Linked DNA regions of Homo sapiens: region 1 is linked to region 2. Evidence: read pairs that join two places in POLR2A ChIA-PET (ENCODE). Cell type or tissue: Panc1. All regions are shown on one strand. Links, peaks and the distances in the headings refer to the core of each region. The heading gives the core; the rest is flanking DNA.

Region 1 (9,135 bases), core at 603-8,602, 53 kb after region 2:
ACCACATGAGTCTGTTTAAATGATGTTTCTCAACTTCTCATCAGAGTAGGATGAAGACAGGGTATCACTTAAGCCTTTGGTTAGTGAGTTTTGTGGCTGCAGCAATCTGAACTGGTACACTTCCTGCTGGACCAAAGGTCTACTTAGTGGATGCTCAAGGCCACCACCCTCACCACTCTGGGAGTTCCCTTGGCTTTCCCAATTTGCTTGCCATTCTGTTGGTGCTTTCCATCCCCTGCAGGCTCACCACAGACATCTGATGGATGACAAGGATAATATCCGGTCTCTAAGTAGACTGTGTCGCTTCCCAGACACAGCTTGGATTCCACTTTGTTCTTCACACCAACAGACCCGCATACTTCAAGTGCACATTAAGCCTCTTGCAGTAATGTGCCTGTGGCTTGACCGTAAGGCAGTAAGATGGGTTCCAGGAGCCACATGCAAAACCCGTCTCCATAATTTTACAGTGAGGTGTCCTACGTATTTAAGTTTATCCTCTGTCAAAAATTATATATTGGGATAACTTCTAAAGAGCAACTGAAAAAGAAAATTTAAAAAAGATTGCATTTTAAGTACTCGGTAAAATGATGGGGTCCATTAGTGGCCCTCTGTCTTCCCAATCTCTAGAAGCTCAGTTCTAGAAACTCAAAGCAAGGCAGCTGGAAAATCTAAGATTTGGACTTTTTAGGAACCGGGTTGCCTCAGAATTTAACTTCACATTCATATTGTTCTTCCCAAGCCCCCACTTAACCGCAACTTCTCAGAGGTCCCCGGACCCAGGAAGGTGGTCCCAATTGTGTCATAGCACAGTGGAAAGTAGAGATGCCAACGACACTCACGGAGTGGACAGCCCGGGAGGGTAAATGTGAGAGTTGGCATTGCACTGGTCTTGGCTATTTCAAACCCTTGATCTCCTCTCTGATTCTGAAAGTGTATTTGACTTTCATTCCTTGGAAACAATGCCACCATCTGGGATATGAAGCCAGGCAGGAAGGAGCCGCCGCTGTGTGCTCTGCCTGGGAATGCTGACCATGGGCCTCTGGTACTGTCAGGCCACTGGGGGAGTCAGTGCGGTCCAAGCTCTGCACACAGGTCACCTGGCCAAAGCACTTAGGTTGCTGTTCAGTTTCCTGAGAGGTGTGCACCTGGGAGGGTCGTAGCCATGTCCCACTGCCAAGGCATCCAGAAAACAGGTGGCTGTCTCTCTCATCTTACATCCGCCATTACCCTCTCAACTCCGAAGTAAAGAAGTATTGTACAAAGAGAAATCCTTCACAGTTACTTAAGATGCCCCCCCACTCTGAACACTGTATGAGTGGCACCCAGCACCTACAATTTCAGGATGGACACTCCAGTTGTCCCTCGACCCCCAAACACCCTACCAATGTCACACACTGGCTTTTGCCAAACCCTCTTCAACGGAACATTTCCCTCTCTCCTTCGGGAAAGCATCATTACGGGAATTACAAATTCATTCCGAATCAGATCCAAATACATTAAAAAAATCAGCCTTGTCATTATCACAGTGTTTTCTCCCCAGAATCCTGCAGAAAGGCCACATACCATTTCTGGCTGTGTCACTGGTGCTGGCCACACACCAGAGAAAGAGTCCTCTGGCCTTTGGTTTGGAAGCTGACTCAAGCTATCCATAGTCCATACAGAGAAGCTACTCTGCTGTAGCTGCAGTCCGGGCCTGGTGTGGTGGTCTCCTTTCCTGTTTCTTTGTGGGGGGGCTGACACATGAGAAGGTGTCCACCCAGAGCTGTCATGGTCGATACCAGGTGATGGGGAGCTGGGAGCTCGGCTGAGGGGAGCTGGGTTAGGCAGGGCATCCTGGAGGGGGACACGAGGTAGTTTACAGTGCTCTTGAGCAGGAAAATCCCAGATATCTGTATTCTAGGGTCAGCCTTAATTTTAAGTGAAAGTTAAGTTCGGTCTTAATTTTCACCAGCACCGGACGTGCCCGAGGCAGGTCACCACCAACCCTCTCTAGGGCTACTGTCGCTCTATATGCACCACTGACCAGTCACATGACCGTGAACGTCCCAAAGCCTCCTTTTCACCATCTGTGAAATGAAGGTTATGACAGTACCTGCCTCACTTGGTTGTCGCTGAGGTAGACGAGGCAAGGAGAAATACGCCAAACGTGACCGCGATGGTCGCTACACTACTGTCAGTCAGAAATGGAGGCGTCAGCTGAGGCTGCCTCCAAGGATTCTTCCCAATCGGTGATTCCGGGGCAGGCGGTGATGGGCTCCCTCCAGTCTCCTGGACGCAGTCAGCTGACCTGAAACAGAAAGCTCTCCCACGACAGCGCTCCCTCCCGAGGCGGGGCAGAGGCGGAGCCCACGGCGGCCACGCGGGCCCTGAAGGAAGGGCTTTCTTCATGTCCTTTCGCCACTGGGAAGGAATGGAGGTGTTTCTGTTTGGAAGGCCCATGGTGTCTCGGATGAAAGACTCTTCACAGGATCACAGCGAGAGGATTTTCTGTCCTAATATGAATCAGAATCTACAATAGAAAGGCAGGAGACAGCCAGGCTTGGGGAGTGTGCCTGTGGTCCCAGCTACTCAGGAGGCTGAGGCGGGAGGGTCGCCTGAGCCCAAGAGGTCAAAGCTGCAGTGAGCTGCTATAGCACCACTGCACTCCAGCCTGGGTGACAGAGCAAGACCCTGACGCCCCCCAACCAAAAAAATAAAAATAAAAAAGAGAGGGGAGAGACTTAAAACCCAATTGTTCTGGCACACTTCTGTAGCCACCCAGGAAACTCAGGGCCCAGGAGGCTGAGCATCTCCATCCGGGCCTCTTGGGGATGTAGGGAACACAGCAGGTCTCCTTGCTCCTGCCCTCTGGCCCACGCTGACTTCACTGCGTGTGTAATAATACCAAATGCATTATTCATCGTGCTTCCATTTATGAAAACCTTTAATTGTGAAATATAAAGCAAACAAAAAATGCATAAAATTCACAGACAGCATAGTGAATAATTGTAAACAACAGTGTGATTCTCCCACTGACTCAGGGAAGCAGGACCCTGCTGTCTCCCCAGAAGTTCTCCTCCCTCCTCGTGAGGAGCCCCATTGCTGACTTCCATGTGGAGCCCTTCCTTGTTTGGCCCTGTAGTTTTGAACAACGCATGTGTCTTTAAAATAGGATTTAGTGTTGCTGTTTTTCAAAGATTATAAAGTGGAATTCCACTGTTGATGTTCTTTTGAGTCATTGATTTTGCTAAACATGATGTTTTTAAGATTAGTCCATGTTGCTGCCTGCAGTTCTAACTTGTTCATTCGATTGCTGTATATGGGTCTGTCTTTCTAAATGTGCCATCATCTTGTACTCATTCTGCATTTGATGGCTATTTGAGTCGTTTCCAGCTCTTAGGAGCATCACTGGTCTGCGTGGCCTGTGTATGGGCCTAAGTGTCTCTAGGCTGTGTTGTCAGCAGTGGAATTGCTGGACCCTAGGATGTGTATTTCCTCAGCTCCCCTAGACAGTCAACTGTTCTCTAAGATGCTTGTACCAATTTTCCCTCTGCTATGGTCTGCATGATTGTTTAACAATACCTGGTGCCCCTCCTGTGAAAGGATTACACATTTCCACCTTGCTGGACCTGAGAGTGGCTGTGTGACTTGCCTGAGTCAATGAAATATGTGTGGCAGTGGCCTGTGTCACTTTGGGGCAGAAGCTCCAAGAGCCAGCACATCACACTCTTTTCCTCGCCCCCGTGATCCTGAAAGCATGCGCAGAGATGGGCAGGCTCCCACCCTGGGTCCCTGAGCAGAGCTCCTGTCTGCCATGGTGGCCAGGCAGAGTAAGCAGGGACAGAAGTGGCTGCTGGACCAGTCCCGTCCCGACCCACCCGCATGCCTAGGCCAGGGCTCGGGTGATCCCTCGCTGCTACTTCCCACGTGGTTTCCAGGCTCCTGTATGGCCTCTGCAGCTCCTCTTCCTGTTCTTGGTATGAGCTGCCCCCAAGACAGTGGGCTGGGGTGTCCTGTTGGTGTCTCTCCTTCCTTCTTGCTTCCTTTCCTGTTTGTCTTTCACTTTCCTGCCCTGTGATTGCATCAGGCCCTGGACTCCTAATGGTGGTGCCCCGTGCTGTATTCCAGGTGATGCCATGGGTGGCCCGTCCGTCCAAGGAATGACCGGTGTGATCTGAGACATAGGCTGGAGGGTGCAAGGGACGCGCTTTCAAGAAAGGGAGTCAAAGAGCCTTCTGCTGGGCCTGGAGGAGGACAGCCCCTCAGTCCCTGTGGGGCTCACTTGACTTCATGAGGTGCCCCATTCATTTCTGTTCCTGCTGGAAATCCTATCTGATTAGGAAAACGTCTAAAGAATTGGATGTCAACAGCAGGTTCTTAGAGGCTGGGTAGCCCTGAAGGTGCTGTGAGGGAGAGGGATTTGCCGGGGGTGGGTGGGTTTGGTTTGAGTGGTCTGGGAAGCTTACTCAGGGGGTTTTGTATTTGTTAAGGAAGACTGCTTTCCAGCCCCCCAGCCCCGCGCTGTGCTCGTCTGCTGCTGGAGCAGAGGCCTGGCCATCCACTCTGGGCGTCCGGAGGCAGAGCTGACATTCAGCAGGGCAGCAAGTGGCTGACAGCAAGGACGGATGGGGAAATGTCAGCTTGCTCAGCACACGGGGCTCTCGGCTACCTACAGGGTAGCTCCTGGTTCTGCCCTTGCTGTGATGTTGGTTTGCGGGAGAGTGTGGGGGACAGCCCTTCCTAGGCACCTGTGCCTGCACCCATTCACCACCTTCTCAGCCCTCGTGGGTGAACAGGTACCAGAGACACTTTCAACAAGGAACAAATAAAACTCTGTCTCTATCAAGAGGGGCTGTCCTAAGGCCTGGCCCCTTCAGGCCGGTTCCCCGGAGCCGGGAGCCCAGTAGCAAAGAGCACACTTGCTGGGAGAGGGTTTCTAAATGGGGTTGTGCCCTTTATGCACAGGCGTGAAGACCCCTGATGTAGTGGCACTGTATGGCACAGGAGGTGAGATGCAGAGGTCACACCACACAGCTAGAGCAACGGGAGACTGAGTTGAGCCCCAGAGGGGGGCCGTGGGTCAGGAAGGGGCAGGCCCCTCGTAGGGCCCCTGGAGCCCGTCACAGAGGCTGGTGGCATTCTCTTGGGTTGACTTCAGCTCTGGACTGCTTGAGGCTTCAGAGGCCACACAGCTGTTGGGCACCTGCTCTGCCTGTGTTCGCCCTTGGTTCCTGCGAATGCCTTGTTGCTGGGTGTGCCTGCGGTGGCAGAAGTGTCGCGGGGATTGCAGTGATGGGGAGACGCTGTGGACTTTCAGGTGCCTCAAAGCTTGTGCAAGGAGGGGGTGTCCCAGGAAGAATGCAGATGGAGGCAGCAGCCATCCTTGTGCTTAAAGTTGGTACAAACCAGAGGGGCCAGGCAGGCCTAGGGACACCTGGCAGGGCCAGGCCGGTGCCACAAGCTCTGGCCAGAGCCTGAGGAGCTGGGCCTTACACGGAGCCTGTGGATGCTGCCTGGAGTCCTGGAAAGCCGTAGGGTGAGGTCGCTCCTTGGCCTCAAATATTTTCCAGCCTAGTCTAGCAGTTCATCCTGTGGCTGAGTCTTCTCAGCGTGGGCCTCTGTGCCCCCTCCTCCGTCCTGGGTGCCCTGTGAGCACGCTGCTTCCTGGAAGACCCATGAATGCTCCTGCACTTCCTGCGGCCCCCAGCCCACACCCAGGAGCTGCCTTTCTTCCCCGAGTGTTTGCTCCCAGCTCTGCCCTGGGTTTGGTAGCTGCTCCATAGAACTGCTTTGTTCTGCGTGGAGCCCGTGTACCGCCCCACCATTGTGGACAAGTCACAAAAGCACAGCCCTGAGTCACCACTGCCTGGCCGGGCCTCCTGCCCTTCCCTTCCCAGGGCTGTGAGCTCATCCCGCCTCCCGTTTCCTCTCGGCACACGCTGGGCTATTCGATGATTAGACTTGTGTTTCTCTTTTGATTCTCTTCTTTTCTCTTCCCTCCTCCTCCCCCATCCTTTTCCTTCTTCCTTTGGCGTTGGTGGGGGCGGGAGGGATGAGGTGTTAGGGAAGTGAGCAAGGCACCCTGAAAACAGCCCCCCGATTCTACACAGTCAGAGTGGGGCCTGTGAGTGCACGCCGGGCAGAAGGGACAGACGTCCTGGGAAGCAGGCTTGGGGGTTTCAGTTCTGGGAAGGAGGTTGGATTGAGTGGCCTTGAAGCTTCCTTCCCTTCCTCAGACACTGAGGGTCCTGGGGAGTTGTGTGGCTTTGCTCATTCCATGGTGAAGATGCTCTGAGGGAGGTGAGTAGCAGAAATCCATGAGTCCCCGTTCATTCATTCACTCATTCATTCACTCATTCATTCACTCTGTCGATATTTATCAGACCCTGTGCTGGACACGGGATGTAGAGTGGGCAACACTGCCCTGTGTCACGGAGGGTGCAGCCTGGTGAGGGAAGCGCATCCCCGTAGGTGACAAACATGGGTAAGCGTGTGCAGACGTGGAGAGGGCGTGGGGTGAGGGAAGTGCATCCCTGTGGGTGAGAAACATGGGTAAGCGTGTGCAGACGTGGAGAGGGCGTGGGGTGAGGGACGCCCACCCCTGTGGGTGAGAAAATGGGCAAGCATGCGCAGACGTGGAGAGGGTGTGGGGGAGCAGAATGTGGTTTTACGGGTGCGATCACAGGGAGGACAGACTGGAATGGAAGGCTTAGCCCGGAGGTGGTCCTGTTCACCTGAGCGAGAGGGCGTCTGCTGGCTCCTTTCCCTGACAAGGCCAACTCGGAGGGCAAGCTGGGAGCCTGGGGTGGGGCTGGCGGGGTGAAGGGGCTCAGAGGGACGCCTGCGTTCTTCATGATCTTCCCATCCAAGACTTGCTGCACGTCGGCTTCTTCCAGGCTCCACATCACGGGCAGACCCATGCAGCTCCGCTGAGGGCGTGCGCCTGGTATGGGTGCCCTGCCGCCACGTACAGCTGAGGGAGGCCGTGGGAGCCTCCCTGGACTCATCTCTGCCTCTGTTTCTTCCCCGTGAGACATGGGAGCTGAGACCTGCCGACTGGCTGTGCTCCTGCAGGGATTGGAAAGGGCTTAACCCAGATTGGCAGAGAGCGCTGAGTGTGACTCCAGCACCCCGGGCGTCCTGATTTTGCGAAGCACTTTGGAGCTGCCAGACCCGCTCAGGGACTGCACAATCGCTCATGCAGCTCGCACAGTCAAGCACGTGGTCCTCGTCCCTGGCCTGGTGTCTCCTCCAGGGACTGCAGTTCCCAGGCCCAGGAAGCCACTCGGTTTCTGCCTGAGAGCGTTCTTTTGACCTCTTCTCTCTGGGTCTCTTCTCCCTCAAGGGCGACCCAGATGGTTCACCCCTGGTCTTCCCCTGTCCTGCCATGGCTGCACTGTGGGCTGGGGGTGGAAGGAATTCCGACTGTGCAGGAGAGAGCTGCGTGGCCAGGTCGGACAGGAGGCGTGCCGAGCCAGGGCTGGAGCTTCTGCACTTGGCTGTGGCTCCCCCGGTGTGGAGGGGTGTCGGCCTGGGCCCCTGGTCTTGAGGGGGCCGGGCAGAGGCGGCAGTGGTGGGGTGTGAGGACTGGGGGCCAGGCCAACCTACCAACCGCCCTTCCAGGGCTGGGCTGCTTTGGCCCTTGCTGTTTTATTATTTTTTAATTTAATTTTAAAAATTGAGCTATGATTCACTTATTATAAAATTCACCATTTAGAAGTGTGCAATTCGTATGTTTTAGTATATTTCAGAGTTGTGCAGTCATCATCATTAGTAAGTCCCAAACATTTTTATCACCGTGAAAGAAACCTTGTGTGCAGTAGCTGTCACTCCTCTATCCTCCCTTCCCCAGTCCATGGCGCCCACAAATCCAGTTTCTGTCTCTGAGGGGTCCCTATTCTGAACACTTCATATTTTCAGGTGGGATCATACAACACGACCAGCCTCTTTGACTTAGCATGTTCTCACGGTTCATCCATGTGGTAGCGTGCATCGGGCCTTCATTCCTTCCCACGGTGGAGTAACAGCCCAGTGCGCGAACAGACTCTATTTTATTGATGCACTTATCTGTGGGTGGACGTGTGGGTTGCATCCTTGTTTTGGGGATTGTGAGTAATGCTGCTGTGAACATTCATGTGCAGGTTGTTCGTATGAATGTCAGTTTCATGTCTCCTGGGTGCATTGGTGGGAGTGGAATTGCTGGGTCATAATTAACGTTATGGTTAATTATTTTATTTTATTTTTTGAGACAGAGTTTCGCTCTTGTTGCCCAGGCTGGAGTGCAGTGGCACTATCTCGGCTCACCGCAACCTCTGCCTCCCGGGTTCAAGCAATTCTCCTGCCTCAGCCTCCCGAGTAGTTGGAATTACAGGTATGCACCACCACACCTGGCTAATTTTGTATTTTTAGTAGAGACGGGGTTTCTCCATATTGGTCAGGCTGGTCTCGAACTCCCAACCTCAGATGATCTGCCCGCGTTGGCCTCCCAAAGTGCTGGGATTACAGGCAAGAGCCTGGGAAACTTCACCCTTACTCTATCTCAAACCATGCCAGCCTGGCAGTGTCCAGTGTGTCGGCTGGTGGCCCCATCCACACAATGGCCTCGTCCCCTCCCTTAGGGTCTTCTCTGTCTCCTGTGGGTCCCATCAGTCAATGCCTAGTCACCCTATAAATCTAACTTTCTATACTAACCCCAGCCCCCTAGACCTTAGAAGTACGTGGAGCTTTTGCTTTCTTTGTTTTATAAAACCAGGCCTGCCATTCAGCTAACTTAGTTAAGCTGGAAGTTTAGGAACCTCACTTTGCCAGAGATTACCATGAAGAGCCTAGGTTTTGCTTTTTTCTTTGAGGACAACTTTTTAACTATGTGAAACTGAATTTCCATGTACATAATAAACCCATGTCACATTACTGGTCATTGTTATTTATTGATTGTTGCCCAGCAACTCTGATCTTGTTGCTGTTCTGTTTGGGACCCAGACAATGCAAGTGGTGGAGGGATTTTCCTTGTCAGGTCTTTCAGGCTGAAGTGTGGGCACATTTGATTGTGGTGAGGGGAACGCACAGATGGTGGCATGCTTGCTGCCCCAGGGTGTCATTGCTGAAAGCCCTTGGGTGTGTGGGCTGTACCGGCAAAGGGACTTGATCAGGGGAGTG
Region 2 (9,135 bases), core at 525-8,524:
CCAAAAACCAGATAAATCATCATTCAGAGAGCAAAGAGGAAAATCAAAACAAAAACAAAGTGCTCAGAAGCCGACCATGAAACAGGGAACAGAATGTGGTCTAGAAAATGCTCCTTGTCTCTGAGCAGGGCAGAGTCCGCAGACATCCCAGGAAATCTTTGAGTTTCTGACTCATCAAAAAAAAAAAAAAAAAAAAACCCAACCAAACAAAAAAACCCCCCAAAAACAACCAGAAAAGGAAAAGGAAAAGGAAAAGTGTGTATGGTATCATCTCAGGAGGCCGTCATCAAAACTTAGAAGTAAAATGCAAGCCAGGAATCGGATCCAACCCTCTAATGTTCTGGACGAGGAAACCGAAGCTTCTCTAATGCAGGTGCCTCGCTCATGTCAAGGGTTGAGGAGGTTGCGTGGGCAGAACTAGAAAACAGACCCTGACCCTCAATCACAGTGTGAGGTCTCCGTCCACTTGGGCTTCTCTGGTGGGTTCAAAGTCCCGCCCATGAACCAGCCCTAAAATTCAAGGGACCGTGCACCCCGGTATTTTCCAGAGGCCGGAGACATCCGGAAGAAGCGTGTTCTCTGGTTCATGTACCATCATTTATTCCTACTTCCGTTTATTTCACAAGCATTTAGTCAGCTCCTATTGTCTAAGACCATTCCCAGACTGTCTTTTGGTCGAAATGTAACACCCAGTCCTGTGGTTTAAGTAACTCAAGGCAGCGAGTCCTGTCATGAACCACACCAAAGGGGCTCTGAGTCCCTGGAGAGGAAAGCACGGAGTTTTCACACTTGCTTCTGTGCCTCAGGGGTCGTGTGCATTTCTTGGCTGGGGTGCCGTGCACCGTGCAGTGGGCACAAACCTGGAGACCACACCCATCTGTGGCACTGTTGGGATCTCCAGTTCCTCCTGGCAGAGGACTTTCTGTTTTGGCTTCTGTTTGTTTCTGACACAGAGTCCTGGGCAGAGCCATGTTTCTTTTTTGCTTTTTGGAGTGAAAGGTTAGCATTTTCCCATCCCCTTGTCAGTCCCTTCCCTGTGATAGAAGCCCTTCCATGTTCAGGGTGAGAGTGAGGTCCCTGCCTCAAATGAGCAGAGGCCAAGTCAACCCCTTGGGTTGTTGCAATGACAGTTCACAAGCTTAAGGATCTGGCTTAAGTTTTTTTTTTTTTTTTTGTAGTCACCAGAGGATATCTCTTTATTTCCTTTCCAGGTACGTATTAATTGACATGTTACCCATCATCTCTTGTTTGTGCAGGAGAGATGTGGTCCCGGCTTAGCTCAGTCTGCCATATTGTTGCACCTGGGTCTCTGTTGATTTCATTTTCAAGCAGCTCTCTATTTAGTGGCAGAGACGGCTCTTGGCAGCACCTGGCTCTGGGGTCTTTGGCATCCCTAGTAATTTCCCTAAGAGGCTTGGATTTGGCCTTCTTGGTTCACGTGCTTCCTCTGGGCCGGTTACTGTGTGCACAGTTTGGGGTTCTCGCTCTTCTGGCTGGGGCAGAGTGCTTCTCCAGGAGGAGACTTCCAGTGGAAAGCCCTGCCAGGTGGGCACAAAGTCCACAGAGAGACTTTGTAACCAGAAGAAGGAGGTGACAATGTGGACAGGCTGCCACGCTTTGCTTCATTTATTCAACATTGTGGTTATTTTGACTTATCAAGACTGCATAACCACTGTGGAGAACAGTATAGGGTTTCTTGAAAATCCAAAATTTGATCTACCATATGATCCAGTGGTACTAATCTGTTCTCACATTGCTATAAAGAACTACCTGAGCCAGGCACAGTGGCTCACACCTGTAATCCCAGCACTTTGGGAGGCTGAGGCGGGTGGATCACAAGGTCAGGAGATCGAGACCATCCTGGCCAACATGGTGAAACCCCATCTCTACTAAAAAAATGCAAAAATTAGCTGGGCGTGGTGGTGTGTGCCTGTAATCCCAGCTACTCGGGAGGCTGAGGCAACAGAATCGCTTGAACCAGGGAATTGGAAGGTTGCAGTGAGCCGAGATTGCGCCACTGCACTCCAGCCTGGCCACAGAGCGAGACTCTGTCTCAAAAAAAAAAAAAAAAAAACCCAAAAAACAAACAAACCACTATCTGAGACTGGGGAATGTGTACAGAAAAGAGGTTTAATTGGCTCATGGTTCCACAGGCTGTACAGGAAGCCTAGCTGGAGAGGCCTCAGGAAACTTACAATCATGGCGGAAGGCAAAGGGGAAGGAGGCACTTCTTCCATGGCTGGAGAAGGAGGAAGAGAGCAAAGGGGGAGGTGCTATGCACGTTTAAACAACGAGACCCTGTGAGCACTCATTCACTATCATGAGAACAGAAAAGGGGAGCTCCACCCCCATGATCCAATCAGCTCCCACCAGGCCCCTCTTCCAACATTAGTAATTACAAGTAGACGTGAGATTGGGGCAGGGACACAAATCGAAATCATATCACCAGTCATTCCACTCCTGGGCATGTACCCAAAGGAAATGCCATCAATGCCCTCAAGAGCTGTCCACACCCATGTCCACTGCAACACTGTCCACAATAGCCAAGGTTTGGAATCACCCTAAGTGTCCACTGGTGGATGAATGGATAAAGAAAATGCAGTGTATGTGCACAATGGAGTACTATTCAGCCATAAAAAGCAGTGAAATCCTCTCATTTGCAGCAACGTGGATGGAACTGGTGAACATTATACTAAGTGAAATAAATAAGTCAGACACAGAAAGTCAAATATACATGATTTCACCTCTATGTGAAATCTAAGAAAACATGGAACTCATAGTATCAGAGAGTAGAATGGTGGTTACTGGGGGCTGGGGCCTGTAGAATGGTGGTTACTGGGGGCTGGGGGCTGGGGGAATGGGGCGCTGTTACTCAGAAGGTACAAAGTTTCAGTTATCATTGGAGGGTCAACGGGGAGCAGGGTGACTATAGTCGGTAATAAAGTATATCTGAAATTTGCAAAGACGGTAGATCTCAAGTGTTCTTAAGACAGGAAAATGGAAAGCGTGTGAGCTATTGGATGTGTTAGTCAGCTTGATTGTCATGGCCATTTCGCAGTGTGTACTTATACAAAAGACCATGTTGCACGCACTAAATACCTATGATTTTTATATTTCAGTCTTTCCTCCATAAAGCTGGAACACAGAGTGCCCACATGAAGCCTTCAGCACAGAGCCTTGCCTTGCACCCCAAGTCACTCCCGCACCTGGAGCACATGCCAGGCCAGGTGCCAGCAGGTGCACACCCCAGGGCTGCCCAAAGGCCGTCCCCTCCTTCCAGTGAGAAGGGGCCCACTCTCTCTTTCTCTCTGGTGGGCCTCCCCTTCTGACGCCAGTAACTGACTCGTCTCCTGGGCTAGTGCTGGAGGTGGCCTCCTTCCCAGAAGAGCTGAGAGATGCAAGGGAAGCCGGGTCCACGGGGTCCTACCCCGTCCAATGATGACCTAAGCTGTGCAGTCAGGCAGACAGATGCCTTAATGGGGCCCCAGCGCAGTCAGCAGCCGCACCTGGCACGTCCTCTGGGGATGTGGCACTTGGAAAGGAGTGACTCGTAGGAGGATGGGTAAAACACCACCCACTGTGCGTGCCAGGGGAGGAGTCCAAGGCCCTGGATCAGTGAGGCTCTCACCCAGTCCAGCCCTGCACGTCCTCCTTGGGAGGGGTGGGCAAGGGGGACGTGACCTCTGGCATCAATGTATCCACGTGCCTTACAGCAACAGCTCCATCACCACACCCTGCTGGCTGCCCTGTGCTGCCATTTCTGGGCCTCACTGATGCTAAGTTGGAGGATAGTCAGGGAGAGGCCACGTTTGCCAAGTGAAATTGGGAATTACATGAGCGGGACCAAAATCTGGAATTCTCTCTCTCTCTCTCTCTCTGTCTTTTTTTTTTTTTTTTTTTGAGATAGATAGGGTCTTAGTCTGTCATCCAGACTGGAGGGCAGGGTATGATCTTGACTCATGGCACCCCTGACCACCTGGGCTCCAGCCATCCTCCCACCTCAGCCTCCCAGGTAGCTGGAACTACAGGCACGTGCCTGGTTAATTAGGTGGCAGGCTAATTTTTGTGTTTTTTTAGAGGTGAGGTTTTGCCATGTTGCCCAGGCTGTAAATCTGGAATTCTCAGTCAAGGTGGAGGACCTGAGAGAGCTGGGGACATTTGGGAGGGAGGAGTGGGCTGAGCGTGCAGGGGGCAGACAGGGATGGGGTAAGAGGCGGACCCCGGCAGTGAAGTCAGGTTCCGAGGCGAAGGAGCCATCCCGAAATTACCCAGATGAGAAATCTTGTTTCCGAAGCGCCTCTGCGTTCCGGGCACCAAGGGAGAGTGAGTTCTGACCGGGTTGTCGGGGGGTCAGGGACTCTGCCCTCAGCCACTTTGGCTGCTGGTTCTGCCGAGCCACTGCCCGAACAGCACCCCGGATGCACCCGAGGAGGTGAGGCTCTGCGGACCGGGTGCCCTGTGAGTGACAGGGGAGAGGCCCCTGAGGTTTGCACAGTGCCTGTCACTTCTCAAAGCACCTCCTTCGTTCTGGCAATTTAGTGAGGGAGGCTGGGCAGCCGGGGCTGTCCATTTTATAGAGGAGGACACCAAGCCTCAGGGAGGGAGAGGGAAGCCGGTGGAGCCGGGCAGAAGCCTGTGGAGCTGGGTAGAGGCCGGCGGGTTTCCCAGCAGCGGTCTTCTGCATCTTCTGGCTGAGTCCTCCGCTGTCAGGAGACCCCGGCCTGGGCCAGGAGGTCCGATTCTGGGATGCGAACGTGGTGGGGCTGTTGCCATAGATACCGATGTGGTCACCAGCCTGAAACCCTTGAGCCACGGAGAGATCAGACGGTGGTCCCCACTCCTCAGCCTGGAGCCTGGCAGAGACGCTCAAGGAAGAGGGTGGGCTGACCGCGCACGCCTCTCCTTTCTTCATATCCTGCGCGGCTCGGGCGCTGTGCAGGAGGCCTGTGCTCAGCGAGGAGAGAGACAGAGAGTGCAGTGGGAGGAGCGCGGGGTCGGGGGGCTCTGCTTCCCACGGTGCGCCTGGGAGCCTCTTTGCCTCTTGGGGCCTCAGTTTTTCCAAATGTAAAACCAGGGCAGCCCTTCAAGCCCCTGGCCAGTGACACACAGAGACGAGTAGATAAGGACACCAGGGCAGACTGTTCCGAAAGCGGTGAGCCGGCCATTTCAGCGCTGGTTCTGCATGGACTTTCCTCCTATGGAGGCTGGAATCAGCTGGTGCAATCCTTACAATTCTGGTGGGAAAATTCCATCAGGCCTTCTGCAAACACACAAACTGTTTACCCTCACACACCCCATCTCTGCAGGGGCCTCGTGTACTCAGAACGCACCAGTAACCCCCACTTGGACGCTGCTTGCTCTGGAAACATTTCTAACTTGGTTATCTGGCTGCAAACCTCCAGCAGTTTCAGAAATAAAATGACAGAAAGGGGAGGGATTCTTAGAGGTTGACTTCATGAAGGGAAGAGATCGAAAAATGATACAAGCTGGGCGAAGGGACTCCTGGCCAGCAGGCTGGGGACACCCGACCATTCAGGGTGCTCAGCTCGCTCCTGCCTTCAGTCCCGCCAGACTTTGCGATTGTGTAAAGCAAGGAACAGGCACGTGAGGAAGGCAGCTTTGTCCAAAGCGGGCTTCAGTGATGCAGAGAAATGTTGTAATCCTTCTTGAGAAACATTTGCATGCAAAATGGTTGACATACAAGACATTTTAACATTTAGAGGAAGGTTAGTTCCAAGTTTCCAGTATCCTCCTAAGACCGGCGGGAGCTCACATCTCAGAGCTCTTCAGGAACACGAGGTGAGGACCAGCCCCTTTCCCAACCCCGAGGTGGCAGAAGGAGTGAGCTGGAGCCAGAAGTTCCCTGCCCCTTGCCTCCCCGCAGGAGCTGGGCCTTAGACAGCTCCCCAGGAGCTGGGCTGGGAGGAGAGCTGGGGGCAGGGAGGGTGCCTGTGAGGCAAAGCTTCTAGATGTCAAGGAGAAACGGGACTGGGTCAAGGCTCAGCCAGTCTTGAGTGACCCTGGAGAGCTGGGATCTGCTGGTCTGTGGGCCCAGAGATTTTCTCTGCGTCTACTCACCTTCCAGCCCCCACCCTGGCCCTGGCCCTGAGACCTCCCCACATGGATCTCCTGCCTCGGTGCTCCCTGCAGTTGGATGAGCAGCCCCGGTGGTCCTGACAAGGAGTGAGAGCAGTCGCTACCCCGGTGTAGCCCATGCTGCTGTCTTCAGCCCAGCAGGTCAGTCCTGCTCTGTGACTTTGCTGAGATGGGCTTGGCACTTCCTTGGGTCAAATGCTGCTCTGACCCTGCATTTGCTTCAGTTTCCGGGGGAAGAGAATCTTCCAGAGTGACAGAGAAGCGCCAAAGGATGTTGGAGCTGGAAGGAACCGAGGCCCCAGCCAATCTCATCAGGTTTTCAACTTCAGCTGCACGTTAGAATCATCTGGAAAGTTCTAGAAAAATGCCTCTGCCTAGCCTCACTGCCAGAAGCCATGACTTAATTTGTTTGGGATGGAGCCCAGGAATTATCTTCCAGGTGATTCTGATGTGTAGCCAGGGTTGAGTTTCACGGATCCCAAAGCTGTGTGGCTCAGAGTGGGGAAGTGAGTTGGAGGGGGGGCTGCGGCGCAGGCCTCTGATGGCCTCACACCCTCTGCCCGCCATGGCTTGCTTCTCAGAGACTGTGGGTTTAGGCTATGGAATAATTTTCAAAAATACCAATTCTGGATCTTGCAGGCATTTAGAGTCCCCCAAACAATTTCTTTGGTGAATCCTGAAAACAGCCTTTTTTACAAACTTCTGTGCATCTCAGCAGAAACTAACAGCAAAATGGAACTTGGCTTAAGCTCTGGAGACATTTGAAATCTTGGCTAGTTGCACAATGATGTCTCGTGGCATTTCGGCGTGCTGGGGATCCTTTGTGGGCACGGCTGCGGTGAGGCTGCTCTTTGGGGGCTCTTTGACTGGTTGTCCAGCCGCACCTGCTGGGAACCTGAGGCCGAGTCTGCACCACCCCCATCGGAATTCCCAGGCAGTGCCCTGGGAACCTGCCTGCCTCTGCGCTGAGTGGTGACAGCTGGTGGGTTGTCCCTCCCATCACGGAAAGCTGCTCCCAAGAAAGCCTGAGGCTTTGGACACGCAGTGGCGTTTCTGATGGAGGGTGCCAAAGCCTGGGGACACCCGCTTCCTCCTGAAAAACCAAACGGTCTTTGGTTCTGCTGCCTGGGAAGTCCAGCCATGCCTCCACCCTGTCCTCTTTGGGGCCGAGTGGGGAGCATGCAGCTGGGGGCCAGCTGACACATCTGGGGTGACAGAGGTCTCTGGCAGCTGGCATTCTAAAGGCCAGAGGTTTGCAAGTGCACTGTGAGTTTCCTGCTCTGTTCTTTAAGGAGAGCTTGGTTCTCAAAAAAGTGCCATTTGCTAGATGAGGCTCAGTGTGGCTCAGTGGGGATGGAGTGCTCTGGAAGGACCTGGGGGGATGGGAGGACGGGGGCTGCCCAGTGGGCCAAGCCCCATTCATAGACTGCTAGGCCACTCCTTAAGCCCATAGCGGGAATTGGTTGGTGGTTTTCTGGGTCCATGAGCTGTCACTTAAAAAAAAAAAAGATTTTTCAAGATGTAATACGCTCACCATACATTGACCCGTTTGAATTGTATAATCCAGTGGTTTTCAGCATATTCACAGATACGTGCAGCCATCACCACAGTTTCGGAGCTATTCATGACCTCCAAAAGTAACCTTGGGCTCTAACCCTCCCTTCCCCCGGCCTCTCCCAACAGATCCACTCTCTGGCTCTGCAGGTTTCCCTCGTCTGGACATTTGGCATGAATGAAATGGCACAATGCAAGGTCCCTGTGGCAGCTTCTTTAGAACAGTCACACAGCACGATGCTTCCAGGCTCGCCTGTGTTGTGGTGTATGATGGGGCTCCTTGTCACTTTGTGGCTGAGCGACACCACAGGGCACGGAGGAGCGTTTTGTGTGTCCGTTTGTCCACAATGGATGTTTGTGTTTTCTCCACTTTTGGCCATTGTGAGCCGTGCTACTGTGGCTGTGATGTGTGCAGCTCTCCTGGGTGTGTGTCTAGGTGTGCATTCCTCGACTGGAATCTGCATTCGCTTCGCAGGAGCCAGGTCAACAGCGGAGGCAGAGTGAGGGGTGAGGCCTCCCTCAAGGGTTGGGTGGTGAGAGGGGAAGGCCCGGGGCTGGTGGCCGTTCTCAGAGTTTCCCTCCGCAGAGCCAGCCCTTTATCATGTTGCTCTGTGAAGACAGTGACTGTCTCTGAGCCCCTGCCCTTAGTCAGGGTCTCTGAGTTCATTCCTATAGTTCTTTTTTGGTGGGAAGGAGCAGTCAGGGTCTTGCTCTGTTGCCCAGGCTGGAGTAAGTGGTGCAGTCTTGGCTCACCGCAGCCTTAACCTCCTGGGCTCAAGCGATCCTCCTACCTTAGCCTCCCAAAGTACTGGGACCACAGGTGCACACGCCAGGCCTGGTTAATTTTTTTTTTTTAATTTTATGTTTCGCAGAGATGGGGTCTCACTATGTTACCTAGGCTGGTCTTGCACTCCTGGGCTCAAGCGATCCTCCTGCCTTGGCCTCCCAAAGAAATGGGATTATGGGCATGAGCCACTGTACCTGGCTCCTTCCTATAATTCTTCCAATTTCTGTATATAATAAAAATTATTTACAAAACGATATGTTTAGAGATTATACGTAGGAAATGACTCCTATATATATAATTTCCTGGAATTCTCATAACTCCTTTAGTTTATCTTCTGAAATGATGGACAAAAACACACTCTGAGGACAGACTTCTGAGCCACAGGGAAGGCCCTGGTGCCTGCAGATGGTGACGACACAGGCGAGGCCCAAGGGGGATGGCATGGGGCCCGAGCTGGGCGGCTGCCCTCTCTCCCTGAGCTCAGGGTCCCCTGGGCCCAGTCACTTCCAGTCCAGGCTCCTGGTCTATGCTCCTAGGAAACTTGCCAGTGCTCCTTGTGTCTCTAGGCCTCAGTTTCCCTAGCTTTGAAACAGCACACCCGTTGCCATTTGACGAGTGTGTATCTTCACATCTCTCATGTCCCCACTGCAAGAACCTGCCCACACCTCCTCAGCATCCCTAGTTCCAGCCACGCCCAG

What was found. Peaks named below come from ENCODE experiments on the same cell type or tissue, not always from the same donor. Only the 100,000 strongest peaks of a DNase experiment are listed, where the experiment ranks them.
Region 1: POLR2A ChIA-PET joins it to region 2 with 19 read pairs; 2 of 35 experiments call an interaction of 5 or more read pairs at or near these places.

What each region holds. Positions count from the first base shown.
Region 1 is chr7:155,879,886-155,889,020 of GRCh38, forward strand. No RefSeq gene overlaps it. Among named protein-coding and RNA genes, the nearest start is that of SHH, 72 kb to the left of the region's middle. RefSeq lists an enhancer at 6,038-7,237. In Panc1, for the core only: no CTCF peak of the experiment used is centred there; no DNase peak of the experiment used is centred there; H3K27ac peaks cover 304 bases.
Region 2 is chr7:155,826,751-155,835,885 of GRCh38, forward strand. No RefSeq gene overlaps it. Among named protein-coding and RNA genes, the nearest start is that of SHH, 19 kb to the left of the region's middle. RefSeq lists an enhancer at 8,630-9,135. In Panc1, for the core only: no CTCF peak of the experiment used is centred there; no DNase peak of the experiment used is centred there.